Regions from separate parts of the Homo sapiens genome. Here regions 2, 3, 4, 5 and 6 are each linked to region 1. A link is a loop called in an ENCODE intact Hi-C map of the cell type or tissue named here. Cell type or tissue: PC-9. All regions are shown on one strand.

What was found. Peaks named below come from ENCODE experiments on the same cell type or tissue, not always from the same donor. Only the 100,000 strongest peaks of a DNase experiment are listed, where the experiment ranks them.
Region 2: a loop joins it to region 1, with 6 times the contacts of the local background. A loop is called at or near these places in 13 of 110 quality-filtered maps.
Region 3: a loop joins it to region 1, with 6 times the contacts of the local background. A loop is called at or near these places in 59 of 110 quality-filtered maps.
Region 4: it touches region 1 in a loop (7-fold over the local background); 22 of 110 quality-filtered maps call a loop at or near these places.
Region 5: a loop joins it to region 1, with 11 times the contacts of the local background. A loop is called at or near these places in 10 of 110 quality-filtered maps.
Region 6: it touches region 1 in a loop (6-fold over the local background); 6 of 110 quality-filtered maps call a loop at or near these places.

What each region holds. Positions count from the first base shown.
Region 1 is chr10:4,660,503-4,665,502 of GRCh38, forward strand. All of the region lies in intron 1 of MANCR (mitotically associated long non coding RNA), which reads right to left. LINC00705 (long intergenic non-protein coding RNA 705) reads left to right here. Exons shown (of 3, transcript NR_015425.1): 3 at 1,197-1,917. Among named protein-coding and RNA genes, the nearest start is that of LINC00705, 6.8 kb to the left of the region's middle. RefSeq lists enhancers at 835-1,818, 1,819-2,801, 2,185-3,384, 2,655-2,949, 2,675-2,969. In PC-9, no CTCF peak of the experiment used is centred here; a DNase peak (open chromatin) is centred at 2,779; H3K4me3 peaks cover 531 bases; H3K27ac peaks cover 2,411 bases.
Region 2 is chr10:3,465,298-3,470,297 of GRCh38, forward strand. All of the region lies in intron 3 of LINC02669 (long intergenic non-protein coding RNA 2669), which reads right to left. The region is part of intron 1 of LOC105376360 (a long non-coding RNA gene); the gene reads left to right. All of the region lies in intron 1 of LOC124902538 (a long non-coding RNA gene), which reads left to right. Among named protein-coding and RNA genes, the nearest start is that of LINC02669, 35 kb to the right of the region's middle. RefSeq lists an enhancer at 2,011-3,210. In PC-9, a CTCF peak has its summit at 2,166; DNase peaks (open chromatin) are centred at 2,404, 3,094 and 3,854; H3K4me3 peaks cover 2,798 bases; H3K27ac peaks cover 4,122 bases.
Region 3 is chr10:4,769,274-4,774,273 of GRCh38, forward strand. No RefSeq gene overlaps it. Among named protein-coding and RNA genes, the nearest start is that of AKR1E2, 54 kb to the right of the region's middle. In PC-9, a CTCF peak has its summit at 2,092 (motif pointing left); DNase peaks (open chromatin) are centred at 1,638 and 2,168; H3K27ac peaks cover 2,179 bases.
Region 4 is chr10:4,352,835-4,357,834 of GRCh38, forward strand. No RefSeq gene overlaps it. Among named protein-coding and RNA genes, the nearest start is that of LINC00703, 29 kb to the right of the region's middle. RefSeq lists an enhancer at 188-1,387. In PC-9, no CTCF peak of the experiment used is centred here; DNase peaks (open chromatin) are centred at 1,407, 1,757 and 2,737; H3K27ac peaks cover 2,226 bases.
Region 5 is chr10:3,887,585-3,892,584 of GRCh38, forward strand. No RefSeq gene overlaps it. Among named protein-coding and RNA genes, the nearest start is that of LINC02660, 22 kb to the right of the region's middle. In PC-9, no CTCF peak of the experiment used is centred here; DNase peaks (open chromatin) are centred at 587 and 2,607; H3K27ac peaks cover 3,466 bases.
Region 6 is chr10:4,731,507-4,736,506 of GRCh38, forward strand. The region is part of intron 2 of LOC105376375 (a long non-coding RNA gene); the gene reads right to left. Among named protein-coding and RNA genes, the nearest start is that of MANCR, 56 kb to the left of the region's middle. In PC-9, no CTCF peak of the experiment used is centred here; a DNase peak (open chromatin) is centred at 2,015; H3K27ac peaks cover 2,008 bases.

The DNA.
Region 1 (5,000 bases):
GATTTCCTTTCTCTGCACATCTCTATCTCCCTCTCTCCCTCTCTCTGAGTCTCATCCTCCTCTTCATTCTTTTCTCTTCTGCCCCTTCCCTCTCCATGCTATCTCTTGCTCTTCTCCCTTCCTTACCCTCTCTGTCTCTCCCCATCTTTACTCATTATGGCTACTTTGCCTGACTACTCTTGAGTTATTTCGACTTGGACTAGAAAAGAAAAAATGAGAGCCAACAAAATGGAACAAAGAATTTGCCCTTTCTCCTGAACATTAGCATGTTTGGTGATTTATGTGTAGCTTTCCTAGGATAATATGAGACTCATGTTTACAGGGAACATGGAAATCTAGGAAACAGAGACAGAAGTCACCTTCCTTCCCCCCCACTCCCTCCAATTGCATCACTGTACTGGACCCATGAATAGACACCAAGGGGGCAGGCGCGGTGGCTTCCGCCAGTAACCTCAGCACTTTGGGAGACTGAGGCAGGCAGATCACCTGAGGTCAGGAGTTAGAGACCACCCTGGCCAACATGCAGAAACCTCTTCTCTACTAAAAATACAAAAATTAGCTGTATGTGGTGGGGCACACCTGTAATCCCAGCTACTTGGGAGGCTGAGGCAGGAGAATCACTTGAACCTGGAAGGCAGAGGTTACAGTGAGCAGAGATCACACCACTGCACTCCAGCCCAGGAGACAGAGTGAGACTCCGTCTCAAAAAAATATAGACAGCAAGAGCCCACTGTGGGTTAGGCTCTGTGCCTGCTGCCAGAGAGTCTCAGGGCCAAACGTTAGTATTCAGTGGCAGAGGTGAATAAGTGACTCGATGGACAAAAGTCATATTATAGCAACTAAACTACTTTACATGCTGGAAAACAACCAGATTTTGCTCATATTACCTTAAGAGATCCAAGTGTTTTTGTGAACAAAATAGCCAAGAACACAGTGCTGCAACATCTCCTTTTTAGCGAATTTACCAAAGGTGTATGCCAGATAAGAATATGTATATAAGGTCACTTTATATTTGGCAGTGGCTATGCAAATAATTGTAGTTTTGATATGAATTGATCACCGTAGCAGTGACCTCTCCTACTCTGTGGCCATGCGTGGATGTGAACTCTGTAAAGAGGGAGAGAACTAAAAGCATCAGGGCTGGCTGCTCGACAGGACTCCTCCACTCCGTTTGTGTTTCCTTTTCTTTCTTGCAGAAGAGCCGTCCTCTGGCAGATATGTGAAAGAACTGCCTATGAGGAGCGAGAGGCTACTTCGCACACCTCGCAGCTCAGGTCCCCGGAGACGGCTTTACAGGCACACAAGCCCCTCTCCCAAGCCATCTGCCAGGAGCCCCATGAGGAACACAGCACAGCGCCTGCATCAGAAGCCCATGGGTTTGCCTATCACATGTCTTGTTTTCTCCTGATCCGTGGCTCACAGGCTCAGTGTGACCCAACCTCCTAGATTTCCCCATCAGTGCTATTTGCAGTGCCCCCAAGCACTTTCCTCCACTCCAGTCCCTGAGCGCATGCCAACGGCCCTATTTTCAGCCACCCCTCTCCATGCCTCTTGTCTGTCTCTAGCTGACAAGCAGATTATCTCTTCTGTCCACTTTGTTTGCCAATGTACTTTGGCACCATTGAATTCCAACACATGAAGTAAACTGAACTGTGTACAACGCTGAGCACACACGTGGTTTGGAGAGCAGCCCCTTGTCAGGATCCAAAATGTTCCCAAGCCTTGTTGATATTTGGGTCACTGCAGATCTCTGAGTCCCCCTTCCTTTTTAATCTTCTTCCCCTCAACTCATTCTCAATTTCTCTCTCTGAAACCACCTGTGAACACACTTATGCATTCAAATAGATGCATACTGTTCATGCTTATATTTTTCTGTAACCGTCATATCTAATAAATACTTATCATCCAGGAAAAAAATGTTGTTGGGCAATAATAACATGCTAAATAATGGCAAGTCCATTATCATATTTTTGTAGCAGTATTTCCTTTACTTGTCACACACACTTGATGGAAAACTTCAAAAAGTTAATTTGAAGCAGTCTTTTCAGAAAACAAAACTGAGTAAAATCATTTACCATCGTTCAAAAGAGCAGTCCCCAATATTAACAGTAGCAGGGACCCATTTTGTCCACGGATGTGGTAGGTGGGGGATGGTTTGGGGATGAAACTGTTCTTCTCAGGCATTAGATCCTCATAAACAGCACCATCTAGATCCCTGGCATGCGCAGTTCACAGTAGGGTTTGCACTACTGTGGGACTCTAATGCCGCAGCTGATCTGACAGGAGGCAGAGCTCAGGCGGTTGTGCCCAATTGCCCACCACTCACCTCCTGCTGTGCATTCCTTACAGACCACGGACCAGTACTAGTCTGTAGCCTGGGGATTGGGGACCCCAGATTTAAAACGCTTTTTTAAAGATTGGCACAAGTATGCCTGTTTTTGCTGTAATTATATTAACTGCATATCTGTACACTATCCCGACTAGCCTGGCTTTTATTTCTGCTTCTTCACTTTGGTGACTTCTGTCTCTGTTTCCTGGATTTCCATGTTCCCTGTAAACATGAGTCTCATATTATCCTAGGGAAGCTACACATAAATCACCAAAGATCCTAATGTTCAGGAGAAAGGGCAAATTCTTTGTTCCATTTTGTTGGCTCTCGTTTTTTCCTTTCTAGTCCAAGTCAAAATAACTCAAGGGTAGTTGGGCAAAGTAGCCATAATGAGTAAACACTTAACAGGGCGTTTCACCCAGCAACTGTCTGCAGATAGCAGTTGCATGAATCATGCAGAACACGTGGATGTCTGTTAGTCTCCAGGGATTACCAGGCTCTGACTCAAGGGTGGAGTTTGGTTACAGAGGCACTTCACATGCCTCAGCAACCTGGGTAATGTCAGTTGATCCTATTATAGGCAGAGGATCAGCAGTATTCAGACCAACACTGTGTTCATTCAGTTCCAGTCCAAAATTACAGTGGCACAGCCAAATAAATCTAGGTGGCACAGAAAAAGCTACTTATAATAGAAGCTACTGGAAGTCCAGCTTAGCTATGGCTCCAGGCTTAAACAGATTCCCCTGTCAATATCCTATTTGTCACTCCAGGACGGTGTGTCAAAGCAACGGGCTAGGTTTCACCCTGCCCCTGCCTTCAGTTTCTTTGATGTTTAAATGCCTCTGTACAGGAATCTGTTTGAGAAACAGATCTATTTTTATTCATAATTACTTCTCCATCTGTCTCGGTATTTTCTATAAACAGAGATTAACGTCCTGCGTGTTAACCTATTTTAATCTGTGAACTATTCAGAGCCAAAATGTCTTTTTAAAGAGTAACAAGATGATATGAACATTCTGTTTCACAAGGCAGAGCTGAGCGTTACTGCAGGTTCTTCAAACCATTCAAAGAAGAATGGCTTTAAAAATAAAGTCTAAGGAGCGTTTCATTCACTACCATGAAACTACATATCAGCTTGATTTTTTTAAGCTAGCAGGAAAAAGCGTTCTCATGAAATGTTTAACGTGGATATTTGTCTTTGTGTGGGTTCTCCCTTTGATGTATTTGGAGGTAATTTAAGAATGAGGGTTTGGGACTGGTAGGGCCTCCATCATTTATTACACAATCTTGAATAAAACCCTGAAGTTCTCATTTCTTTAGGTTCTCCATACATAAAATGGGAACAAAAATGCCCAAGTCTAACTGAAATGTTATTGAAAGGATGATATAAAGTAATGTGAAAAATATATAAAGAATTGCCCAAATATGTGAAATCCTGTTATAACTAAATCTAGAGTCATTAGGTGGAACTCAACCATTACTACATAAATAAATGGACATTAAAGACTCATTGACTTCACTAAATCAACATCTGTTAAACAATTGTATAATATATGCCCTTGTGGATTTTGTGGCAAAGCTGAGGGTCTTTGAAATATAAGAAGTGAATGCTTGCATTGCTCATCTGAAAAATAATTTCTATATCTAGACATGTCCATTTCTAGCTATAAATGATAAAAGTTTGTTTCCTCATTCCACGGCTATATTTTTGTCACATACTGTTTTTTGTTTGTTTGTTTATTGAAACAGAGAATCGCTCTGTTGCCCAGGCTGGAGTGCAGTGCTGCCATCTCGGCTCATTGCAACCTCTGTCTCCCAGGTTCAAGCTAATCTCCTGCCTCAGCCTACCTAGTAGCTAGGATTACAGGCGCCCGCCACCAGGCCCAGCTAATTCTCCTGCCTCAGCCTCCCAGGTAGCTGGGATTGCAGGTGTGTGCCATCACGCCCAGCTAATTTTTTTTTTTAATTTTTAGATATGATGGGGTTTCCCCATGTTGGCCAGGCTGGTCCCAAATTCCTGACCTCAAGTGATCCACCCACCTTGGCCTCCCAAAGTGCTGAGATTATAGGTATGAGCCACCATGCCTGGCCTGTTTTTTAATACAGATAAAAACATACTATGAAATGAACCATTTTAAAGTGTACACTTCAGTGGTTTTCATGTATTCACAAAGTTGCACATTCATCACTACTATATAATTCCCAAATGTATTCACACAACAAAAAGAAATTCCATACTAGCAGTAACTTCTCCTCTTCCCTCAGCCCTGGCAAACACTAATCTAGTTTTTGTCTCTATGGATATACTATTTCTGGACATTTTATATTTTTTATATTAAGATTTCTAGCTTCCTTATCTTCGATAATGTTTTTAAGATTCAGCCACATGTTACCATGTACCAGAACTTCACTTATTGTGTGGCTGGATAATATTTCATTGTAGGGCTATGCAACACTTTATTTACCCATTCACTCTCTCTTAAATGGACATTTGGTTGTTTCCACATTTTGGCTATATTTGTTTTTGGTTTCCACATTCTGACCAAAAAAAAAAAAAAATGCTGCTATGAACTTTGATGTACAAGTTTTTGTTTGGACATATGTTTTTATTTCTCTAGGGTGTGTATCTAGAAGTGGAATTGCCAGGTCATATAGTAACTAGTTTAATCAT
Region 2 (5,000 bases), 1.2 Mb before region 1:
TTGGGTTGGTCTGTGTTTATGACAAGTATGGAACTCATTCAAAAGTTACCAAAGCTGTACTTTTCTCATTCTCTGAGTCTCCCTCATCAGCAGGGTGAAGTCCTCATATTATGGTCTTATAACTGTCAACCTGATGAGCATTTTTTAAAGTGATCTCTGGACAAACATTCTCCTGGCTGTGAGGACAAGCTGCAGTTCGGACCAGCCTCCTGTGGAAGCAAACATGCAGTCACTGGCCTCCAGAGTTTGGCTTAACACAGCTCTTCCTCTTCCTGAAAGTTACAGCAGGAAGCCGTTTTCAACGTTGCTTGTAAAACTGTAACTTCAGCATTACACAAACTTCAGGAATGAAAGCTCACCTGCAGGAACATGAGTGAATATAAACAGGGGTGCCTAGAACCACTGCTCACAGCTAGAAGCCTGCGCGGGAGATGGGGGTGACAGGATAGGAACGGGGCGGCTCAGGCCCCAGCCATGGCACCATCACAGAGTGCGTGCCTCCCTCCTGTTTTCATGCACGTGGCACATGCCGGAGGCAGCCAGGTCACCAAGTGGTCAGAGCTTTCCTCTGCTTTACACCACGTAGGACCCATCTGAGCATTTTCCGGAATAATTATAGGGTGATTTTTCAGGGAACGTGGGCAGTGTTTCTATTTTCAACTTTAAGTTTCATGGAGGAAATTTTTAGAGTAAATGGTGTTATGTATATGGCTATATTTCAGCTAAAATCTGTATTCAGTTGGTTTAAGATTTGAAGGAAAGAATAAGGAGATTATAGATTGGAGACTGGCTTCTCAGGAAGTTTCTACAGAATCTAATCTTATCTCATTGCTTGTATTTGTACTTCTCTATTCAGAAACAACTAACAATATAGAGTTTTTCATCTTTTCGGAACCATTAGAGTTTGTTCTTTTTTTTTTTTTTTTTTTTTTTTTTTTTTTTTTGTGAGACGGAGTCTCGCTCCGTTGCCCAGGCTGGAATGCAGTGGCCTGATCTCAGCTCACTGCAAGCTCCACCTCCCGTGTTTATGCCATTCTCCTGCCTCAGCCTTCCGAGTAGCTGGGACTACAGGCGCCCACCACCATGCTTAGCTAATTTTTTGTATTTTTAGTAAAGACGGGGTTTCACCGTGTTAGCCAGGATGGTCTCGATCTCCTGACGTCATGATCTGCCTGCCTCGGCCTCCCAAAGTGCTGGAGGCCGTGAGCCACCAGCTACAGGCGTGAGCCACCGTGCCTGACCTCGACTTTGTTCTTAAAAATGTAAAAATATCTATTTTTTTGCAGTTTTCCCTTTTGGCAATAAAAGTATCATTATATATTAGGTCTTTAATATATATAATGCCATTAATAGATATAGACTTTATTAATGAATGTTAGAATATATAATGTGTGTGTATATTATATATTCTAACATTCAGTGTATATATATATATATACACACACACACATTATATATTCTAACATTCAGTGTATGTATATAAATATACACACACATTGTATACTCTAACAGTCATTAATAAAGTCTATATAGAATGAAAATTATGACATTTAGGTTCTTACTGACTGAAGCCATTTTAAATATTAGATGTTAGTGTAACTTTTTTGATTGTTCACAGACTATTCAATGTCTGAAGTTGTTTTACTATCTTCAAGGGCAAAATAAAATTCTTTGTACACTTGCTTGAGTTTTCTTTGTTTACCTTGAGGATGAGCTGGTGAAGACTTAAAGGCAAATTGAATGCATCTGGTTTCAGATCCAATGAGTGCAGCTCACAGAGGGTTTTCTTAAAAAGGCATTTGTATCTTTTGTAGAAGCACATTGGAGATCTTTCACAAGCCCTTGAAGAAGTCAGGAATAAAAAGTTGCAACTTCCCCGGGAGAGAGCAACTCTGACCCTAAAAGTTAACGTTACATCCCAAACGTGGAAAACAGGAAATTTCAGATGGGTTTTGGCAAAACACATAGTGCCACTCCTTCTCTTGGTGTGCTAAGTTTTCCCAAGTCTGTGTACTCCTTATAGCGCAGGAATTCTCCAAAGGCCAACATTTCAGTTCCAGAAAGAGAAATAGAATCAACGGCAACAACAACAAAACAACTTTACCAAGAGCAAGCAAATTGCCTCGTCTTGGTGACTCCTCTGCAAAACTGCAAATTCCACCCCCGTGCGGCGGGGCAGGACATCTCCCAGACAGCTGGGGACACCCTTTCCAGCGGGAGCGGGAGGCGCTGTTGTTCAGGAAAGGAAGTTGTGTGTTTGTGAATGAGCGCACTTTGTGGTTCATGTGTTTGGGCAGGACAAACTACACCACAGGGTTGGGCGGGGCTGTGTGTGCTGGGCACGTACGCTTCTTTGTTTTGTCAGCTTCCCGAGAGATCAGGGAGAGCATAGATATATCCCTTTTTCAGTTCAGAGGAAAACACCTAACAACAACCTCAACAAACACAACAACAACAGCAAAAGGACGAAGCGTGAGCCAGAAATTCCATCTGCGTGAGTATGCTGGGAAAAGCCTGGCGAGGAATCCTGGTTGGTGAAAAACAGATTCGGTGCTTATTGTTCTGCTCTGTAAGTCACCAAAGAAATGTGGGCGTGTGCTGCTGGAAAGAAAATAGACTTCCACAAAAAGTATGAATCACTTTTGTTAATTGTCAAAGAAAATATATATTAAGTGATTACTTAGCTTCTGGAATTAAAACAAAATGAAAACAAACAAGCATCCTCTGTCTCTCAATACTTTTAAAACTGAAGATGGCAAAATAAGGCAAACCAAAGCCACCAGTGCATCTTGGCATGGTCAGCAGAGGAGGGCAAGTTTTCTAAAACCTTAAAAAGTATCTTGGTGTCATGAGCCTTAGAGTTATTTGAAATGCAGTTATGTGAAACCCCCCTCTATCTTTCATGAAGCCTCAGAAAGGAGTCCAGGGAGCCGGGGTTTGTGGAAGTTAGAATTTATCTGATGATCCAGAGCTGCTTCTCCCCCACGATAGGTCACCGTGAATCGGAGTATTTTGTGGTTGGCCTTTTCAAACAGGCAAGCATTTGGTGGTTTGTCTTTTGTTTAATTTGTTACCAGATCACACAAGATATTTTTCAACAGAATTTCAGAAAGCATCTTGGGAAATCCACAAAAATGGGCTGAGTCATCTAACCAGAAACAGTCCACACCACATCTGACTCTGAATGCCTGGCTTTTCTTTCTTTGGGGAGAAAGTTCTCAGCATCAGTTGGATGAAAGGGCAGGGAAGTCGAGATTGATTTGGGGTTTACAGGGACATAAAGAGAAATTACCAGCCCCAGACTCTGAAAATTTTTAAGGTATCAGAAAAGTGCTTGTGATAGAACCTGATGATTGCTTTTGGTGCCTGGGATGGTTATTAAGGGTCAAAATAATGTGGAGATGCCATCATGGAAAAGTGACTGTGATATGAATCTGTTGCTAAAAATGATGATTTCAAGGAGCAGAATGACATTCCATCCACCTATGACACGCACTTCACATTTGGTTAAGGGTTAGGCCAAGAGCTTTTTTTCTTTCTTTCTTTCTTTCTTTCTTTCTTTCTTTCTTTCTTTCTTTCTTTCTTTCTTTCTCTCTCTCTCTCTCTTTCTTTCTTTCTTTCTTTCTCCCTCTCTCTCTCTCTCTCTCCTCTTTCTTTCTTTCTTTCTTTCTTTTTGTACAGCTCTTGCAGCTCTAAACCCACAAAGCAGGTTAGGTTTCCTCTGGCCTGTGACCTAATCTTTAGTATTAGAGGAGGCACTGATTTGTTTGCTCTGATGTAAGCCCAAAGGGAATTTGGCTTCTTGATTTATAACAGGATTGGGTTTCAGGCCTCTAACAGTTAAAACCGGTCTTCAGCAGAGACTCAAGCAGGGGGAATGAAAGTTACACAGTGCGTGGATTAGTCCTTTGGTGTTTTTGACACAGTTTCTTTTCATAGGAGAATCTTATTTCAAATAGGGAGGCGTTTCCCCGTTTTAGAAAATGCTTGTGAAATGCATGACTCATTACGCCCTTGCAAAGAGCCAAAAAAAGTTCTGCAGAGTCTAGGACAGGACTAAACCGCAGCTAAGTCTAATATTTCAGTCTTGCTGAAACAGCTGTTCCCACTCGGGTCCGAGAGCGGGTGGGAGTAGAGATGGTGTGTGGGGGGGTCCCCACTTCAGTTCCCCAAAGCATCAGCTGCTCCCTGTCTTGAACAGAATCAGCTCCAACAGGGAGAGGCTTGGACATGCCCGCCATTGACGCTGCCAGGCCTCGAACTCTCCTGAGAGTTGGATTTTTCCCAGTCTGTGCTATCTCACTCTTATTTGAGGAATTTGAGTCAGAGCAAAATGTGGGCAGAGAAGGAGAAGGAACACCAACACCTCAATTATTGAGGGAAAAGACGTGCAGGTTTTCTGTAGCAGTGAACCTGAAGGAAGACACTGCTTTGTGTCTGGCTCCCAAAGAAAAAGGCCAAGTTGATCTTTCCTGTGAAACAGCTGAAGGTACCACCTTGAAAACTGGATGTTTTCCCAACTGTGGGCCAAGTTTCAGCTTGAATACAGTCATCCTCGGTATCCCTGGGGAACTGGCTCCAGCACACCCTCCCCACAACATCAGTGACTACCCAAATCCACAAAATGGTGTAGTGTTTGCATATAACTGATGCACATCCTCCTGTTTGCTTTAAATCATCTCTACATACCTTATATCTAATACAAGATAAATGCCATTGAAATAGTCGTTGTACTGTATTTTTTGTTTGTATTATTGTTATTGTTTTTTTTTTTTTTTTGAGATGGAGTCTTACTCTGTCACCCAGGCTGGAGTGCAGTGGTGCCATCTCAGCGCACTACAGCTTCCGCCTCCTGTGTTCAGGCCATTCTTGTGCCTCAGCCTCCCAAGTAGCTGGGACTACAGGCATGCACAACCATGCCGGGCTAATTTTTGTACTTTTAGTAGAGACAGGGTTTTACCATGTTGACCAGGCTGGTGTCGAACTCCTGACCTCAAGTG
Region 3 (5,000 bases), 110 kb after region 1:
CATAACTCATAAGAAGGCATATTGATATTAAAATTTTAAAGTGTAAAGGTGCTATAGATATCTCGGCCAAGTTATCTCTGACTTTTTCAATGATATTTACAAATCTGTCAATTGGTATGCTTTAAATATTTTTTAATCCATTCTTATGGTTACTTATTAATAACTTTTATAAACTTTATAGTATATAAAATGAATTCAAATTTCCTTATCATGTTGAATATAAGTTCTGGTTTCCCAGTTCCATCTTCAAGATAGCTGATTGACAGTATATGACTAAGAAATAGGACTATAATTGCTAATGGTTTGCTTTTTTATATAGGAAACAATACAAATGAAGATTAGAATTTTTACTATTTTTTTAACAAAATTAGCAAATCATGCACTTACAGACTCAAACACAAGCCTAAGTAAGTAGACAAGCATTTATTGTATCCACTGTACAATTCTTTCTCACCATTACGGAAATTAGCTTATTCCTGGATGGTTCAAAAGCTTCCTAAACACATGGAATTTAGATAATTACAAAAGGTTTTTATAATGGAGCCTCTTTTGCAAATCAATATAAAATTGTTAGCTGACCTGGAAGGGGGCACGGACCGGAAAGCCATTTGTTTTAATGGAGTCTTAAGAAAACTGCATAAAAAAGAATATGCTGTTAACGTCTTCCTAATAAATCAAAACAAGAGACTATTTGTAATATAGTAAATGTAACTTTGAGAAAATTTAATTATATTTTTTTAAAAGAATAATCCTGAATGTTGACTTGGAAACCACAGATTTCAGAACTTGCCTCTATATTACCAATATTTCTTTTCATTGATGCTCTAACCTCTAAAAACTAATAGTAAATGATACATCAAAATGCTAACCAACCTACAAAACTGAGTACTCCAATGTTTCTGAGAATTATTTGGGATATAAATTTAAAGCTCATATATGAATAAAATTATAATAAACTCATTCTGCAAGATTATGTATTAATCCAAATAAAATATATATTTGATTTTTGAAAATGTCACAACTTTAAAGAATTAAAATTTACATAAGATGAGAGAGGTTTTAATACACAGTTTAAACATTTGGAGGCTGAAATTAACTTTGATTCCAGCATTTTTTGCTTTCTGATTTCAAATAATTATGACGTTTAAAAATAATCAAAATATCTCAAAGTAATATTTTATGTTATAATTGGTTTGTTTTTACTTTGCCGTGAATTAGTATACTAGTTACAAAAATGGAAGCTGATTGGAAAAAAATAGAAAAATGTCTTAAAAACTTTTTGAGGGGTCATTTATTTTTTTAAGAAGTAACATGTATCTAATGCTGTCTTGGATACACTAAAAAGCACTTAAGACATATGTGAATTCACTTAATAAAATTGTTTTCCATATAAATATTATTTAAACTCCCTAAAATATTGTCTTTTTCTTTTCTTATTAAGGTATAAAATTTCTTTGCCTATTTCTAGAATTAATAAACAAGTTGCTATGAGCAACTTGGGAGAAACACAATAAGATTCTTTAAAAACTTTTTTTTCCGTTTCTTTTTTTAAGTTTTCCTGTTGGCCTGACTCATTGTGCTCTCACATCCCTTTGAAACCATATGGGGAAGTAATAAAGTGTGTCTCTTCTTCCAAAGATATGCACTGTTTATTAACTGACTAAGGGAAATACTATGAGCTCATTACTATTTGTCATACATGGTCATTCAATCACATTGAGCAACAGACAAGACCAGGAAACACCCGTGTAAAAGGACAATGGATAATGGGCAGTTTAACAGTTTAATTTTTTATGAGAAAAAAAAGAAGTTGAATATGACCTTAGATAAAATACAAAATACAGCAATAGTAACACTGCTGGCCATTTCTATTCAACAACAAACTCTCTGTTCTCTGCAGAGACTAGGAGGCAGGTACAGGATTCTGCCTACAAATAACTTTCTTTCTTTAGCACCAAATTGTGCCCAGTGTAGCACCACTTATTGTCCAAAGAATTAAAAGCCTTCAGCAGCAGATATTATTATTGTCTTTCAAAGATCTCCTTCCTGGGAATTCCATCACATGTAAACATATGCTTAAGGATTTAGCTCCATCTACAGGAAGCAGAAAATAAAACAAATTATTTGTAAATACAAAGTCCTCTCTGCACACATCCATTTAGATAAGATTGTTTTTGCTTCTTCCAAATGATGCTTTTGGCTGAGAAAGTTCCAGCGGAGAAAGGAGAGCAGTTAGAGTAGGAAATGGGCATATGACTCATCCATTCCTGGGGTTTTGAATCAGAAGAAAATCTGATTCTACTTCATTAAATAAATTTCTATAAAAAGCAGCCATTTATAAAACATGACTTATGAAACATATTGCCAAGGAGGAAGCCTCTCCCAGGATTTTGCAGGGATTTATCAAACAAGAGTCCCTGAATGTTAAAGTTTCAGATAATTCTGTCTCTGGATGTGGGTTTCATTCCCCTTCTTCCCCATAAACTTCCTATCCTCTGAGAATATGTGCCACCCCCCATAACTGTGTCCACTGAGCCAGATCCCAGGACAAAGGGTGTCAAGGAGGGTTGGAGGAGATGGCTTGGGAAAACCTGCCAATATCCTTTCTCAAAACAATGGCAGAAATCTGGGTGCTGTCTTCTTTCCTGCTCCACATTAATTGACAATAAACATAGCTATTTACTTAAGAGGAAAGCGGAAACTCAGAAATGGTTTGGTCACCAAAAACCACAAATGAAATATTCCATTTTCCCCAAAGTCATATTTATCCACTCTTAAACAACCTTCTAAAGAAGAGCGCATCGTTAGTTGGACATGTTAGTCAAGCCACGTCCTTGCCATGGAATGTTCTTCAGAGCATTGAGTGGAGATCATGTACCTCCACATTCCCGGAAGCATATGCCTCATGTTTCTTCATTGAATAATTCAAATCTAAAATTAGGGGTAAAATGCTCTATTGTACAAAGATGCTGCCTTGTTTATATACCCAATTTCCATTTCTAAATAAATGTACAGTAGCTCTGAATGAAGAAACTGCGTTTGGGTTAATCCTTTGTACCAAGAATAATGACTAGGCTCCAACCTCAATCCTGCATGAGTTTATACTGAAACTTCACCATGTGTATGAAACTATACTTACTCATCAAATCATTTTATTCCAGAGTAAGGAGAAGATCTGCCACAAAGAGAAACACCCAACTCTACCCCAGAGATGCTACAATTCTCAAATTCCATAAATTAGATGTTTTTCAGCCTCAAGCCTTTCAAGTCTCCTTCAGATTTCTATTACTTTTGCGTGAACGATAAACTCATAAAATGTAAGGTTCTGCTCTATTAAATAATGCATTATGGATGTCATATGATTTTGTAAAAGCTTCATAACATTTCTAAGCAAATAAATTATAGAAACTCTGGGTAAAGGTAGTAGATTAGACACATGCTCGCCTATGTCTGCTCCTTCCACAAATCCTAAGGAAATTATAGAGAAGAAGTATAAATTCACAGACAGGTGACTGAAAGGAGAGGCTGCAGTGGATGAGATACATTAACAAATATTTGGGCGGGATGGTGGAAACCGACTTAGCGGAACAAAGGAAGCTGAATCCTAAGAGAATTTTTCACTGAAGAATGGGGAAAGATAAAAAACGAGAGGTTCTGAGTTTTGCAAATGCAGTGATCAGATGGGGTTCAAAACCAGGAGGGCCAATTGACAGGTGGAATAAATAGTGATCGGGCATCCAGGATTCCTTCTCTGAGTTTTTAAATGTTTTCTAATTGATGTATAATAGATGTACACACTTTCAGGATACATGTGATAATTTATTGCATTCACGTAATCAATAAAGATAAAAGCAGCGCAATTAAGATGCCTATCACCTTGAATATTTGTCTTTTCTTTATGCTAGAAATATTTAAATTATTCTTTTCTAGATATTTTGAAATATACAATAATTATTGTAGACTATAATCAGCCTACTAATCTATCAGTCTTATTTATTTTATCAAACTGTATATTTGTAGCCATTAATCTGAGACTAGTAACCATACCTCCCCAACACAGAAAGAAATTGATTCAGAGAGATTATACACTGGGACATGTGAGGCACAGTGGTGGGTGATGCTTAGGCATTAAAACCAGGAGAATTAGGTTAAACTTTATAAACTTCACTGCAGAAAATGGAAGCAGAAGGAATACTTCCCAGTACCTTTTATGAGGCCAGAATTACTTTAACACCAAAGCCAGATTAAAATCATTACAGAAGAATAAACTAGACTCCAACATGTCTTATAATTATAGCTCAACAGAATATTAGTGAGTCAAAGCCAACAATGTATTTTTTGAAATACACTACAACCAAGTGGGATCATTTCATACCTGAAGTAAAGTATACAAAAGAATGATTCAACATTCAAATATCAATCAATGTCATCCATCATGACAACAAGCTAAGAAGAAAAATCATATGCTCATATCAATAGATGCAGAAAAAACATTTGACGAACCTCACAACCATTCAAAATAAAAATTCTCAGCAAACTAGGAATAGAGGGGAACCTTTTCAACTTGATAAGAAGATATCTACCAAAAACCTACAGCTAATATCATACCTAATGGTGAGAAACTTAATGACTTTCCCTTAAGATTAGAAATGGCAAGGATGTCCTCCCATACGATTTCACTTGACATCATGCCCAAAATGCTAACTAGCACAAAAAGACAAAAAAGTGTAATTGAAAATATACAAATGGGAAAGGAAGACATAAAACTGTCACATGAATGACTCTGTAGATTTAAAAAATATATATATATAAGTAACAAATGAGTATATCACGGTCACAGGGAACAATATTAACATATATAATTATTTTGTATACTAGGAGTAAACAATTGGAATGTAAAATGTAAAAAAGGAATACAATTTACTATTGCACCAAAAGAATGAACTCTTTTGTTAGAACAAATCTAACAAAATATTTAAGTATCTACATGTGGAAAACTA
Region 4 (5,000 bases), 310 kb before region 1:
TTGCAGGTCGGCTGCCTCTGGGGAGGGGTAAAATGTGCTTCGTGCCAATCACTAAGTGGTGTTCAGGAGGAAAAGAGCTGGAGGAAAAGCAGAGGAAAGGACAAGTTATGATGGAGAAGCATTTTTCTTGGCAACAGCCCTTCCTTCCTCAGTGTGGCTGGTGCCTCCTCACCTTCTCACCTCCTCACCTTTCACAAAAGATTCTCAGCTCCCTTCTTCCTCTTATCTTTTCTTTTTTTCCCGCCGGCTGTTTAGAGTGAGAAAAATATCTGGAAGAGACAATGCTTTGATAAGAAATGATTAAATTCCACTGTGATTGGGGGCATCACGACCACTGCCGAGTTCCATATCTCAGAACACAATAGCCCAGCAGGGACATCCGCGTGGACTGCGTTGCCTCTGCCCAGCCATGGAGCAAAGGTCTCTCATTTCTCCTCTCACTTCAGACCTGCTGCAGCGCTCACACTGTCCTCCTATAATAATGCCAGAGAGAAAGAAAAGCCCTTCGACTCATGTCCCTGGCTAGGGCTGAGATTTCTAGGAGGAGGTAGGGAGGATCGGGGAAAGATATGAATTCTCTTTAGATAAGTGGCTGATTGAAAAATGTAAAAGGATGCTTCTCGGGTCTGGTACTTATGATATCACCAGCATCCATCTGTGTTTGTTAAGCATCTCTCCAACCACTGGGATGTTTGCAGGTTTATGTCATACTCTTCCAGGAAAATATTTAATACATGGACAAATTAGGAGCCAGTGTTAGAAACAAAAATAGATAAACTGTTAAATAAGGGTTGTGGTTCTCTCAGAAGGTGCTAGTAGGAGACTCTGCTTTTAATGTCTACTTCTATAAACAGATCCTAGTTGCTTTGCTGCTATACAAAAAGCAAACCTTTTATAATCCTGTTTTCAGTTTTTTCAATATTAGTATTCACTATGAAGTCTCATTTACTTTATCATTTACAGAGTGACACTTAATCACAAAATCTAGTCAGAGATTTCAAAGAAAACACGGGGAAAAACCCATCAATATGCTGATATATTAATGGTTTACTAGCTAGTTACTATAAATAAAACTCCAACATACGCTACCAACTATCCCTTTCTCTCACCTCTTGTTCCTCCTTCTTCTTCTTGATTTTCATTTTTGTTCCTGAATAGGCAAGGTTACACACAATTTATTTAAAGGACATTTACTCTCAACCTAACGTCTTCACTACCACCAGCCTGTAAAACACTGGCACCTGGACAACATAATATTTTCATTGCTGAGTCATTTCCTCTGGTAAATTTTATCTAAAAGGATAGAAAACAGCATAAACACCATAACTGGTAAAGGTGTAATTTCCAGATTCTGTGGACAATGTGAATCTACTTTGTTTACATTTTCTAATCAAAACAACCTGTAACCTCCAACAAAAGCATTGTGTTTAACAGGAGTTCTCAAATTCTTTAGGAGAAAGTACAGTGCAAACAAAGGGAATCTGGATTCTTTTAAATACAAAGCTGTCCATCACAGGGAAAGGTGCTTGAACCTGGAAAGTATATTTCAAATATAACACGAGTGACTGATTTAGAACTGAAAATGCATTTTCTGTGATTAGAATGGATGTATTATTTGAAGTATAAGCCCAGCTCTTGTGGACGAAACATAGCAGCACAGAACACAACCTGCCTGGGGACTGAGTCAGCTTTGCCGGGAGCATAAAACATTTAATGGCCCATAAAACTGACCTCAGCTTTTCTTTCTTTCACCAGAAATACAGGTGGAAATGAGCAGCTCTATGTTATGACAAATCAGTCGACGAGTATCTATTCTCCACCTCCTTGGTGTCTGGCGCTGTGTGAGGCACAGGCAGCGTAAGGGTGAATAAGGTACAAAGAACCCTGCTGTCACTGAGCTGTTAGCTGAGAAGGTAGAGAGGACATGAAGCCAATCATTACAAGGCATCCCAAAAGATAAATGAACAAGTGGCATGGAGTTGTGGCCACGCTTGTGGAGTATGAGCTCAGGCTATTCCCCTTCAAATACTGATTCAAGACGACAGGAGATGATCTTGAGCAGGATGCAGAAGTTTCTGAGCCTGAATTTCCCTAATTGTAAAATGGGAGAATTTCTAGTAGCTCCCTGAAAGCACTGAATGAGAAGTAAATGTATTAATACTTGTAAATTGTGCCCACAGTATGCCAGGCAGCTGATAGAATTCATATGCCTTAGTAAAGGTGATTTTTACAATATTTGTTCCTGTTTTGTACGCTTTACATTTAAGTCCCTGTTATGAATTGTACACTATCCAAGCAAAATGCATTTTTAAATTCTCACCAACATGCATACTTTCTCTGTCTAATGAAGTAATTTGTAAGATAATAGCGCTGTCTTTGTGTCCTATTACATTCTTATTCCAACTCTTTCATGATACAGGATGGAAAACAAAATAAAATGAAATCGTTTATTACCTCCACTTTCCAAGCAAGAACTGAACGTCAGGAAGAGCCCATCTCTTGGGTTACAATCCAACCCTTTTCTCAAGATGTTTTTCAGGGAACCCAAATTAAAACAGCAACTTTTTTCTCTTTTTTGTTAATGATTCATATTACACATTTATTCAAGGAACAAGAAGCAAAAATTCAAGGAATACCAGGTGGCATTCTATTTAAGTGAGTCAGCAATTATAACTAATATTTATTGGGAGTTTACTCAACGTCATTCACAATTCTTAAGAACCTTAAATGATTCCTTCTCTGATAAGGGCTACAAAGAAGTCAGATTCTGTATGTGTGTTGTGGCTTCTGACTATCTCAGTTCAGCTCTCAGTACATTCATCTGGGGAAAGTTTCCCAACAACCATTGAGGAAGATTTCATTACTATCCTCATTTTAGTGACCAGGCCATTGAAATGAAGTGAGGTCAGCACTATACTCCCCGTAACTGAGAGAGACCTCAAATCTAGGTTTTCAATTCCTATACCCTACAAACGTTTGAAGTATCAACTCTATGAACGTGGATCATGAAGAATTAAGTCCATTTTATTAACTTGACTTATATTTCACAATCGAAAAAGTGGCCACAGTTATTTTGGTGACTTTCTGTGTATCTGTGTGTGAGATGCCAAGTTCACCAAACACTAGAACTGCCTTAAACACTAACAGGAAGGCCAAAATAATTTGCCTCTCTTACTCTAGTTCACAAATTTTACCAAGCTAACCACTTAGTAAAAACAAGTTTCTAGTCTTTATTTTGATGTAGCTCTTTGAGTATGGGTTGGCTACATATTTGAGGACATGCAATTTTCTTTTTCATTGAATTAGACTGTCAATTCCAGTAAACTTTGCTTTGGGGATAAGAGGAGAGGTTAAATTCCATGTAAAGGAAATTAGATGGAACTGAGGAAACCCTTTAACTTGGAAACAGAAGAAACACTGCTACTACAATGAAAAAATAAACCATAGCTGAAAATGTATGCATGAAGGGATTATGAGTAAATCATATACATCTGTGTTTAACCAGAAGGAAAAAAGGTCAGCCTTGTACCATGTGTTCAAACCAACCATTTGTGGAAATTTCATTATTTTAATTTATTTTCAGTATTGGCTAAATGTGACAATGCATTTTATTTTGGGCTGTGTCTGAAAACACAAATTGGTTCAACTATATTTGTCTCAAAAATTGGCCGATTCCCCTCTGCATATCATCTTTTGGGCTCAAAATTATTGGAGGGAAATATGCAGTACATTATTCTCTTTCTTCAGTGACTCAACACTCTTCCATCCAGCAATAACCCTCATGGACTCTACTCTCACTTCTCATTGCCTTTATCTTGTTGGCTCAAAATACATATTTACATGGACTCTATTCATTCTCTAATTCATTAGATGTTGGCATTGCTTTCACAGAATTTGTTATTTTGTGGAGTACTTGGGCTTGGTATCCACCCTTGTTCTTGGGTCAGTGGATCCTCGACCATCTCTTTCATGGGCCACCATAATTAGTGATTGAGAAGCAAGGATTTGGACATTTTTTAATGATAAGTGGTTGGTCACTGGAGTTAACAAAAGTTGGGAAAAAGTTGAACAATCTTTTAGGTACATCAAAGCATTTACTGAAAACCAGCAATTCACATTTTTATGATGAAAGAAGAAACATGATTTTAGAAGTTGATGCACATAAAGGTGGAAGCTCTTGGCGTCACGGGAACTTTACAACGTTGGATTTTGGATAGAAAGTAGACATCAAGCTCAAGTAGAAAAGTAGACTTTTAAAGAAGAGGAAAACAGGCTGGGCATGGTGGCTCATGCCTGTAATCCAAGAACTTTGGGAGGCTGAGGTGGATGGATCACTTGAGGTCAGGAGTTTGAGACCAGCTTGGCCAACATGGTGAAAGCCCGTCTCTACTAAAGATACAAAAATTAGCTGGGCATGGTGGCAGGCGCCTGTAGTCCCAGCTACTCAGGAAGCTGAAGCAGGAGAATCACTTGAACTTGGGAAGCAGAGGTTGCAGAGAGCAGAGACTGTGCCACTTCACTCCAGCCTGGGTGACAGAGTGAGACTTCATCTCAAAAAAAAAAAAAAAAAAAAAGAAGTAGGAAAACATAGCTAGCAAGGACTAAAGAGGCTCAGTAGGGTATAACAGAAAATTTCCTGGATCTCACCGCCTGCCCTGGGGCTGTTTTTCCACCCATTTATTTCTAGATACTAATATGGACAACAATTTAGTGACCCCCCAAACTTAGCTGACTTATTAGCCTTCTTTATCCTAAAAGTGCAAGATATGAGCAAGGTATCTAGTATTCTACAGTATCCTATAGCATTGTGGGATAACTATAGTTAACAATAATATATTATATAGCTTCAGATCACTAGAAGGAGGATGCTAAATATTCCCAACACAGAGAAATGATAAATGTTTGAGATGATAGGCTGATTACTCTGATCACTATACATTGTATGTACGGAAACCTCACTATGTACCCCGTAAATATAGACAGTTTTGTGGTAACTAGAA
Region 5 (5,000 bases), 770 kb before region 1:
ATCCCAGCACTTTGGGAAGCCAAAGTGGGCTTGGGGCCAGGAGTTCAAGACTCAGCCCAGCCAACATGTGGAAACCGCATCTCTACTAAAAATACAGAAAATTAGCCGGGCATCGTGGTTCATGCCTTGTAGTCCCAGCTACTTGGGAGGCTGAAGCACGAGAATCGCTTGAACCTGGGAGATGGAGGCTGCAGTGAGGTGAGATGAGGCCACTGCACCCCAGCCTGGGAGACAGAGCGAGACTCTGTCTCAAAACAAAGAAAAAAAAAACTTTGCTGTGTTTCACATTTTAAAAATTTTATTTTCCATAGTCTCCGGTTCCCAGACATTTCCTGAGACTCCTGTTCATTCAAGAGAGGTGGAGAAAGCCATAAATGAGAACAAACCCGTCCTTCTCACTAAGGGGAATTTCCTGGCAAAACGGAGCCTGGCACGTCAGTGTCTGGGGTTAGTTACTATCACCGCTGCTCTGGGACTGAGTCACAGCTTCCTCCAAGGCTTAGGGTGCCCCAGACACAAACTAGTTTTCTAAAACTTCTCAAGGCATTCCGTTCCTCCTTCGTTCCAGCCCCTCATGTTATTAACTCACCTAATTCATCACATGGGCATTGTGTACAAAGGCACTCTGCTACTCACTGAGGATACACATTGTTCTTAACCTCAGGGGACATTCCTCAAGGAATTAACCAAATCAGGAGATCCTTACCTGCAGGGGTCAGACAGGGAGCTGAGGACAGCCCCCGGAGGACAAGGTCCTGAAGGCCTGGTTTGTAGCTTCTGTGCTGTGCTTATCATTGGGCCTGGCACATTGATCTCTCCATAAACTCGTGTAACTTAAATGAATGATTGAGTCAGAGCACAGGGCAGAGAGCTGTTTTGGAGGCCACTTATCTTCATGTCATAGTTACCCAGACATAAGACCAGAGGCGTTCCCTTTGGTCTCATATATACATATATGTATTGTATTTTTCCCTAAAATTATTCCTTTGTATTATTTTTGCAATTATAAATGTATATTTGCAATCTGAAATGCTGAGTTTCTTTTTTACATCAGGAGCAAATATCCAAATTTTCTTTTGTTTGTTTGTTTCTTTCTTTTTTTTTTTTTTTCCTGAGACAGGGTCTCACTCTGTCATCCAGGCTGAGGTGCAGTGGTGCGATCATGGCTCACTGTAGCCTTGAACTCTCCAGGCTCAGGCGAGCCTCCTACCTCAGCCTACCAAGTAGCTGGGACCACAGACACACACCACCATGTGCGACTAACTTTATTTATTTTATTTATTTATTTTTGAGATGGAGTCTTGCTCTGTTGCCCAGGCTGGAGTGCAGTGGTGAGATCTCGGTTCACTACAACCTCTACCCTCCTGGGTTCAAGCGATTCTCCTGCCTCAGCCTCCTGAGTAGCTGGGACTATAGGTGCACCCCACCATGCCTGGCTAATTTTTTGTATTTGTAGTAGAGACAGGGATTCACTATGTTGGCCAGGCTGGTCTCGAACTTCTGACTGCGTGATCCACCCACCACAGCCTCCCAAAGTGCTGGGATTACAGGTGTGAGCCACCACACCCGGCCAACTAGCTTTATTTTATTTTATGTTTTTTTGTAGAGATAGTGTTTCGCTGTGTTGCCCAGGCTGGAACTCCTGGGCTCAAGTGATTCTCCCACTTTGGCCTCCCAAAGCCGCCCAAAGTCCTGGGATTATAGGTGTGAGCCACTGTGCCCAGAAAAAAATTTCCTTTTTACTTCTGTACCCAGAGCTGACCTTACTTAAGCTGTGGAAGATAAAAAAAAAATCACTACAGTATTAGTGGCCTCAATTGAAGCAGTTATTTCGAACTAACTGAAATCGGAAAAACAATTTCTTTTTACTTCTGTACCCAGAGATGACCTTACTGAAGCTGTGGAAGGTTAAAAACATCACTACAGTATTAGTGGTCTCAACTGAAGTAGTTATTTTGAACCAATTGATATGTATATATTTTATTTGTAATTTAGAAAAATACTAATAATTCTGTCTCTTAATATATGTTGGGAGTAGCAGCTCTTAATGAATTGTTAGTAACGCCCTTCACTCCCATCCCCTACACCCCTGTCTTACGTACAAGTTAAATTAAAGGGGTTGATAAACTCACTTTTCTGTCGTTTTATTCAGCTCTAAATGCTCTGGTTATTTCAGAGCTCCTGGCTTAAGGAATTAAGATTCTCATCAGATACATAAACAAATGAGTATTTCTTTCCAAGATCAAAGCCAACCTTTGTTTTGACGATCGCTTTTTATAAAAACAAGTGGTGTTGATTTTTGTACACATTGTCTCTTTTTATTGTCTAACATCATAAAAATATTGCTGCAAAAACAGCAGAAATGAGTTGAACCCTGCTGGCTTCACATTTCTCCAGGAAGTTTTTTTCTGAATGTGCCGTGCACTGTCCCATGCTCAGCTGATACGATTAGAAAGAATTGCCCCCACCCACTCTCCCTGCACCCATCCATCCCTCAATCCTTTTTTTGTCACAGACTCTGGCCAGAGAGGAATGTTTTGCTTTCATCTTGATGCATACTGTCCTCAGGAATGTTTAGCAAGAAGAGGGGGAAAAAAGTTTCATTCAAGGCCAGGTGATCTCAGAGGCCATTTCCCACAAATGACCAGACCTTGACTTTAGCTTTCTCTTTCCTTATGCCGGCCTTCTTTGATAGCCTCCGAATGTCCTCATGAGCTAATGAACCATTTCAGTGAATTTTGACATCAATAAGACAATTACTCAACTTCTAAACCCTCCTCTCTCAGCCTGTTGTCCTCTTGCCTCAGGAGGAGGCTACTGACAAATGGACCTGATTGCACCTGTGTTTTCTGGACACAGTATCAATCCACATGGTGCTTTTTTTTGGGGGGAGGGGGGCAGGTTCATAATATAAGGCAAGGTTCAAAACTGGAGGACTTTACATACACATCTAGATTTCTATCTTTTCTTGAAAACCCTGGAAATCTGGGAAGACTAGATCCAAATTTCCTTGATTGGAACAACTGGCCAGAGTTGAGTTCTCACTACACTTTGCCACAGTCTCCAGCACTCCCTACAGCCCTGCACTGAGGCTGATTACCACTTGCCAGTCACTGGGATGCTTCTACACCTGTGTTTATCGCTCCCAAGCTTCACTTCTCAGTACATAATCTTCTTGGCCCATGTTAGCATTTGAGTTTGCAACCTCGACTCAACATCATATTTTCTTCATAAAATGGTAGCTTTGTCAGAGGTGTTTGAACTAGGGCGACTCCATCTTAAATAGAGAGTGGATAAAATAAGGCTGAGACCTACTGGGCTGCATTCCAGGAGGTTAGGCATTCTAAGTCACAGGATGAGATAGGAGGTCGGCACAAGATACAGGTCACGATAAACCTGATAAAACAGGTTACAGTAAAGAAGCCGGCCAAAACCCACCGAAGCCATAATGGCGGTGAGAGTGACCTCTGGTCATCTTCACAGCTCATTATATGCTAATTATAATTCATTAGCATGCTAAGAGACACTCCCACCAGCACCATGGCAGTTTACAAATGCCATGGCAGTATCCGGAAGTTACTGGATATGGGTCTAAAAAGGGGAGGAGCCCTCAGTTCCAGGAATTGCTCACCCCTTCCCTGGAAAACGCAGGAATAATCCAGCTCTTGTTTAGCATGTGATGAAAAGATAGCGAGTATCCTTAGATGAGCCACCCACGCCGCTGCTCCGCCTATGGAGTAGCCATTCTTCTATTCCTTGATTTTCTTAATAAACTTGCTCTCACTTTACTCTGTAGACTTGTCCTGAATTCTTTCTTGTGCAAGATCCAAGAACCCTCTCTTGGGGTCTGAATCGGGACCCCTTTCATGTAACAGCTTTGAGGGTTTTTGTAGAGATAATCCAATTAAATTGCATTACATTTTCTTAACCTGTGTCACAGTAAGATAAGATTCTTTGCCCTGTCTTTTACCAGTAGCCACCTGGTATCATTGGCGTCACCTTTAACACCTAACAGGGGACCTTACCCATAAACATCATTCCATCTACATTTTATAAAGCATTCTTCAAATGCATGAACTTATTTAGATCTCAGAACTTATTTAGACAATTCAGAAAGGGAAGTTTCATCATCTCTAGTTTATAGATGGGAAACTCAAGTTTAACGACAGTAAGTTGCCTGAAGTTAATCAGTGATTTGAAAGGATGAGATTTGAACCCAGAAGACCTGGGACTGACAGCCCACAACTTGATCCCAGGTCTTCTGGCTTCAAACCTCACCCTCTTTCTACATTAAGATGTTGACTCCTTGATAAATTCTGGTCCAAACAGTTCTATATGTATTATTGTCAAGAAAAATAGGCACTGGCTGGGTTTTGTGGCTCATGCCTGTAATCCAGCACATGGGAAGCCAAGGTAGGCAGGTCACGTGAGGCCGGGAGTTCAAGAGCAGCCTGGCCAACATGGTGAAACCCTGTCTCTATTAAAAATACAAAATGTAGCCAGATGTGGTGGTGTGTGTCTGTAATCCCAGCTACTTGGGAGGCTGAGGCATGAGAATCGCTTGAACCCGTGAAGCAGAGTTAGGTTGCAGTGAGCCGAGATTGCAGCACTGTTCTTCAGCCTGGGCAACAGAGCGAGACCTTGTCAAAAAAAAGAAACAAAGAAAGAAAGAGAGAAAGAAATAAAAAGAAAAGAAGAATAGGTACCTAACCAGCCTTCTGGAAGTGTCCAGCTAGATGTTTTTAAAGACAAAGATTATAAGTATTTAATAACAAGGCAAAAAGAAAAATTACTATAGAGAGTGGCTTCTGGGTTTAGGGAATCTTTGCAATAATTTATCAGAGAACGGACAGCATTCATACCACTGTTACCATATATGCTTCTGACTTCATGCATATTTTCATGGTAACAGAGTGGTATGAATGCTGTCACTTCCTTGATAAATCATCACATGGCAAGTCATGATTTGATGGTGGGAGATAAGGAGTGTGCTTACTTTT
Region 6 (5,000 bases), 71 kb after region 1:
GCTATTTTTTCAATTGAAAATTATTTTCCATGAAAAAGTAACAAAATCAACTCACAACTGTATCTCACAAGTGCTGTTCCTTAAAATAATCATCATACTTTGACTTCCAGAAGCTAAGTATGCATATTTCCCAGCTATCACAAGGAATGTTTAAAAGATGTGTACTGAAGGGTCGATATTGTAAGTTAATTTATTTTAGTGCTGTTTCTTAAATAAAGTCAACACTTGATTCCTTTTAATGTTCTAATGGATAAAAATAAAACTCGCTGCTGACGTAGTTTCATGCCGCTGCTCATATCTGTGCTCAGCCATCCGTAGTTTTCTCCACTATGGCTTGTGCACCATCAGTGCAACACAAAAGGCAAACGAGGTCTCAGTGTAATTCTGAAAAACATTTTGGTCTCGCAGAACTCCTGCAAGATCTCAGGGAGAGAACATATTGAGACCCACAGCCCTGTATATTTCCACTAAGCAGGGATCCAGCTTCACCTTGAACAACTTAAGCCAAGATATCCTTGCTTGGCACAGCAATGATAGTCTCCCTTAATGAAGTTGAAATCCATCTCCCTATAACTTTCACTAGTAAATCCTACCTACTCCAACCTCTTGGGGAAGCACAGAAAAAAACTAACCCCTCTTCCGTATGTCAGCCTCTCCACTATTTGAAGATAGTTTTCATGAATTCCCAGATCTGGGCTTCCCCAGGTTCAATATTCTTTTATTCATCAACATTTCCACATAGGAATTAAATTTTAACTCGTGTGCACATCCTTGCTACTGATATAGTTCAGTGTATTATGAACCATCTCACTGTTTATTTTTAACTTTATTTTCAAAGATGTCAGATCTTCATTACAATCTGGTGGTGCTCCTTGCCCAGTATGAATGTCTTGCTTTTATATTTTATGGCACTACCTCTTAGCCAAATATTAAAAAATTAACACAACTGATAAAATCCTAGCAAGAAATAACACAGAAAACACAAATTAAAAATATCAAGAATCGGCTGGGCATGGTGGCTTACACCTGTAATCCCAGCACTTTGGAAGGCCGAGGTGGAAGGATCACCTGAGGTCACGAGTTTGAGACCAGCCTGGCCAACATGGTGAAACCCCATCTCTACTAATAATACAAAAAATAGCCAGGTGTGGTGGTGGGTGCCTGTAGTCCCAGTAACTCTGGAGGCTGAGGCACGAGAATCACTTGAACCCAAGAGGCAGAGGTTGCAGTAAGCCAAGATCACGCCACTGCACTCCAGCCTGGGCAACAGAGCAAGACTCTGTTTCAAATAAAAAAAAATCAAGAATCACAAAAGGCTGATTACAAATCCCACATACATAAAAACATCACATTATGACAAATATTGAAAAAAATACATTATAAGTTTGATTAAAAAATACAAATTTACCAAAACTGAGACTAGAAAGAGAACCTTAAAATTATTGTTTAGCTATTAAACAAATTGATTCTGTAATTGATTAAATGTAATTGAAACTATGCCAAAAGAGAAAATCTGGGCATAAATGACTTTGCTGAGAAACTCTTCTAAGCATTTAGGAAATAACTGAAAACAATGTTTCATAAACTCATCCAGAAAATAATTAAAAAGGAGCACCTTCAAACTTATGTTTTGAGGCCAGCGTACCTCTGGTAGATTGCACTAAAGTTCTTCATTTTCCACCTCTCCCTGTCTCCACGCCCATTCCTAGTTTCCTCCCACATAGATTCTGGGTTGGCTATGAGACTTGCTTTTGCCTGTGGGACAGCAAAAAACATGCTGCAAGAAGAGACTTGACAACATGCACACTCTTTCTGAGAACCCAGGCACACTATTTCTGAGAACCAGGAGAACAGGCTGGACCAGCCCCTGGAGGATGAGATGGGTGGAGAAAAACTGGGTTGTCTCAGCTGGGAATATTCTAGGCCAGCCAGCTCCCAGCCTGCTCATGAGCTGGCCACAGGTGAATAAGTGCCCAGCTGAGATTGGCCAGTTCTAGTTCAGAGCAGCAGAATTTCCCAGACAACCCGTAGACGCCTGAGACAAATATAAATTCAGTGGTTGACCATGTGCCCCACCACGTTGCAACACAACATGGAGAACGACCTATTGAAGACTCAGCTAAGTCATTAGCTGGGAGACGGCACCTTCATTGTTAAGGCACTGCCCTGCAAGGTCACAGTAAAGCATGAAACCGGAAGGCAATGTTTGGTGCCACCTCTTAGTCATACCTGAGGTCAATAGGTCTAGGAACCAAGGAAACAATGATAAATTTTGAAAAAAAAAATTTTGCTTCCCTTTCCCATGATCTTGGGTTCAGGAGGTTTGGGGGTCTGACTGGCAGAAGGCACAGGCCTTGTCCAGTGACACACTTCTACACTGCAGCCCTTTTCTGGGCTCTGGAAACCACCTCTTTTTGCCCCATGAGGCAGGGCAGTGGCAATAACTCCCTGAGAGTCCTGGCTTCTGTTCCTCCTGTGTCTCCTGTTTGTTTCCCTTAGCTCCACCCCGAACTTTGCAAAGTTTCCATTGCGAAGTTTCCAGGGTGGAAAATGCTATGTTTTGTGTGGAGCCCTGACCCATACGGTCTGTGAGAATAGCTCTAGGATTTTTAAATCCAGGAAAAGCAAGGCAAGGAGTCTACAAGAGTTTCTGATGTCTTTGAATGACATTTGATTGCCAGATAATGGAAAGAATCTTTTTCCAGATAGAATTGCATCCTATCGGTGAACTTAAAATGGCTGTTATATTTCCGTAGTTTTGCTTTTTGTTTTAACTATTATAACTGTGAATATTCGGAAGTTTCACCTAGTGTATGCTTGTTCACATTACTTGCGCCAAATGTAAGGTTTCTTTCTACTTTGTTTCTTAACTCATTAATCATGGTCAGGCGCAGTGGCTCACGCCTGTAGTCCCAGCACATTGGGAGGCCAACGCAGGCGGATCCCAAGGTCAAGAGATTGAGACCATCCTGGCCAACATGGTGAAACCCCGTCTCTACTAAAAATACAAAAAAATTAGCTGGGCGTGGTGGTGCGCGCCTGCAGTCCCAGCTACTCATGGGGCCGAGGCAGGACAATCGCTTGAACCAGGGAGGTGGAGGTTGCAGTGAGCCAAGTTCCCGCCACTGCACTCAGGCTCAGAGATAGAGCGAGACTCCGTCTCAAATAAATAAATAAATAAATAAATAAATAAAGTGAATAAACAAATAAATAAATAAAAATAACACCCAGGATAAAGAGACCATTTTATTAATATCTCTGTCCCCCAGAACCTAACGTTGTGCCTAAAATTATTTACACAGATGATTGAATAAATGGAATACTTGCTTCCCATAGTTCAAGCTCATGTTGTTAAATTTTAATATAACCTATGTGTCTCCAAGTCCTTTAATCTGGGCTTTCCTTCTTATTTAATATCACACACACACACACACACACACACACACCTGCATAAGCCCCCACCTATTATGGAAAATTTAATATAGACTGTAGAGATTCTCATAGTCATCTTTGATTTATATTTTTTTCTTCCTCCTTCCCTCCCTGCCTCCTTTCTTTTTCCTTCCTTCCTTCCTTTTTTCCTTCCCTCCTTGCCTCCTTGCCTTATTCCCTCCTTCCCTCCCTCCCTCTTTCATTCCTTCCTTCCCTCATTCCTTCATTCCTTCTCTCATTCCCTCCCTCCCTCCTTCCTTCCTCTTTCAGTTTGCAGCTGAATTATCTAGCTGCTTATTGTAGCCCATCTTATAAGTAAACCCAAATGTAAGATGTAACCACCTTTTAATAATTTTCCACAATGCCAAAGGCTTGAGGACATTGCGTGCTACACATCTTTACTGAACTTTGCTGTAATGAAACAGTTTGTGTCACAGTTCAACAGTTTCTTATGTGGCCTGCACCTAAAGCCCCAGTCACTTCACAGAGTGTCCTGCTGATGGACCTCCTCCCCAGGGGGCAAAGCCTTTCATCCATTTCTGGGCCCTTTGCTCCCTGCTGCTCTTCAAATATCATATTTTCTTCTTTTAGGACAACTCCACACTTTCTTCTGAACTGGCTCCAGTCAGTGAAAACTCTTGCTCTATTGTTTCAAGTCACTTAGGAAGGAGGTAGCTACATACAATTCCAAACTCAAAACTAGAAACGTTTTCCTCTAAAAGCCACCTGCCTGATAGGAATCACAATATCATCCTGAAAGCCAAAATCAGCTGAAATAAGTTTTTGCGTTCAGTAACATTTTTTTTCTGCTGTGCAATCAGTTTTGAACACGGTTGTGTTTGGCATAATATCTTTCTTTTTTTTTTTGAGATGGAGTCTCGCTGGGTTGCCCAGGCTGGAGTGCAGTGGTGCGATCTCAGCTCACTGCAACCTCTGCCTCCTGGGTTCATGCCATTCTCCTGCCTCGGCCTCCCGAGTAGCTGGGACTACAGGCGCCCACCACCACACTGGGCTAAATTTTTTTGTATTGTTTTTCAGTAGAGACAGGGTTTCACCATGTTAGCCAGGATGGTCTCGATCTCCTGACCTGGTGATCTGCATGCCTCAGCCTCCCAAAGTGCTGGGATTACAGGTGTGAGCCACCGCGCCTGGCCATGTTTGGCATCATATTTTAAATGTTCTTTCTCTCCTCCATTTCTGCCAAGCACTGTAGTGGGGCGGGACAAAGGTGTGTCAGAAAAAGAGCCATGCATCAGGGACTACGGAACAGAAGAGTGGACTTTCTAGGTAGGGACATCTGCTGGCATGTCCAAGGATGGTGTGTGTGTGTGTGTGTGTGTGTGTGCTGTAAAATACGATGGCTTCAAGCAGATAGTGGGATATCTTCAAACAGATCTGTCTCAGCAACATTAACGAGCAAGAAACAAGTTGGACAACACTCTTTAAGATAAAGGTGTTTGTCCGCATGCTCTCACTCATAAGTGGGAGTTGAACAAGGAGAACACATGGACACAGGGAGGGGAACGCCACACACCCGGGCCTGTAAGGGGGTGGGGAGTGAGGGGAGT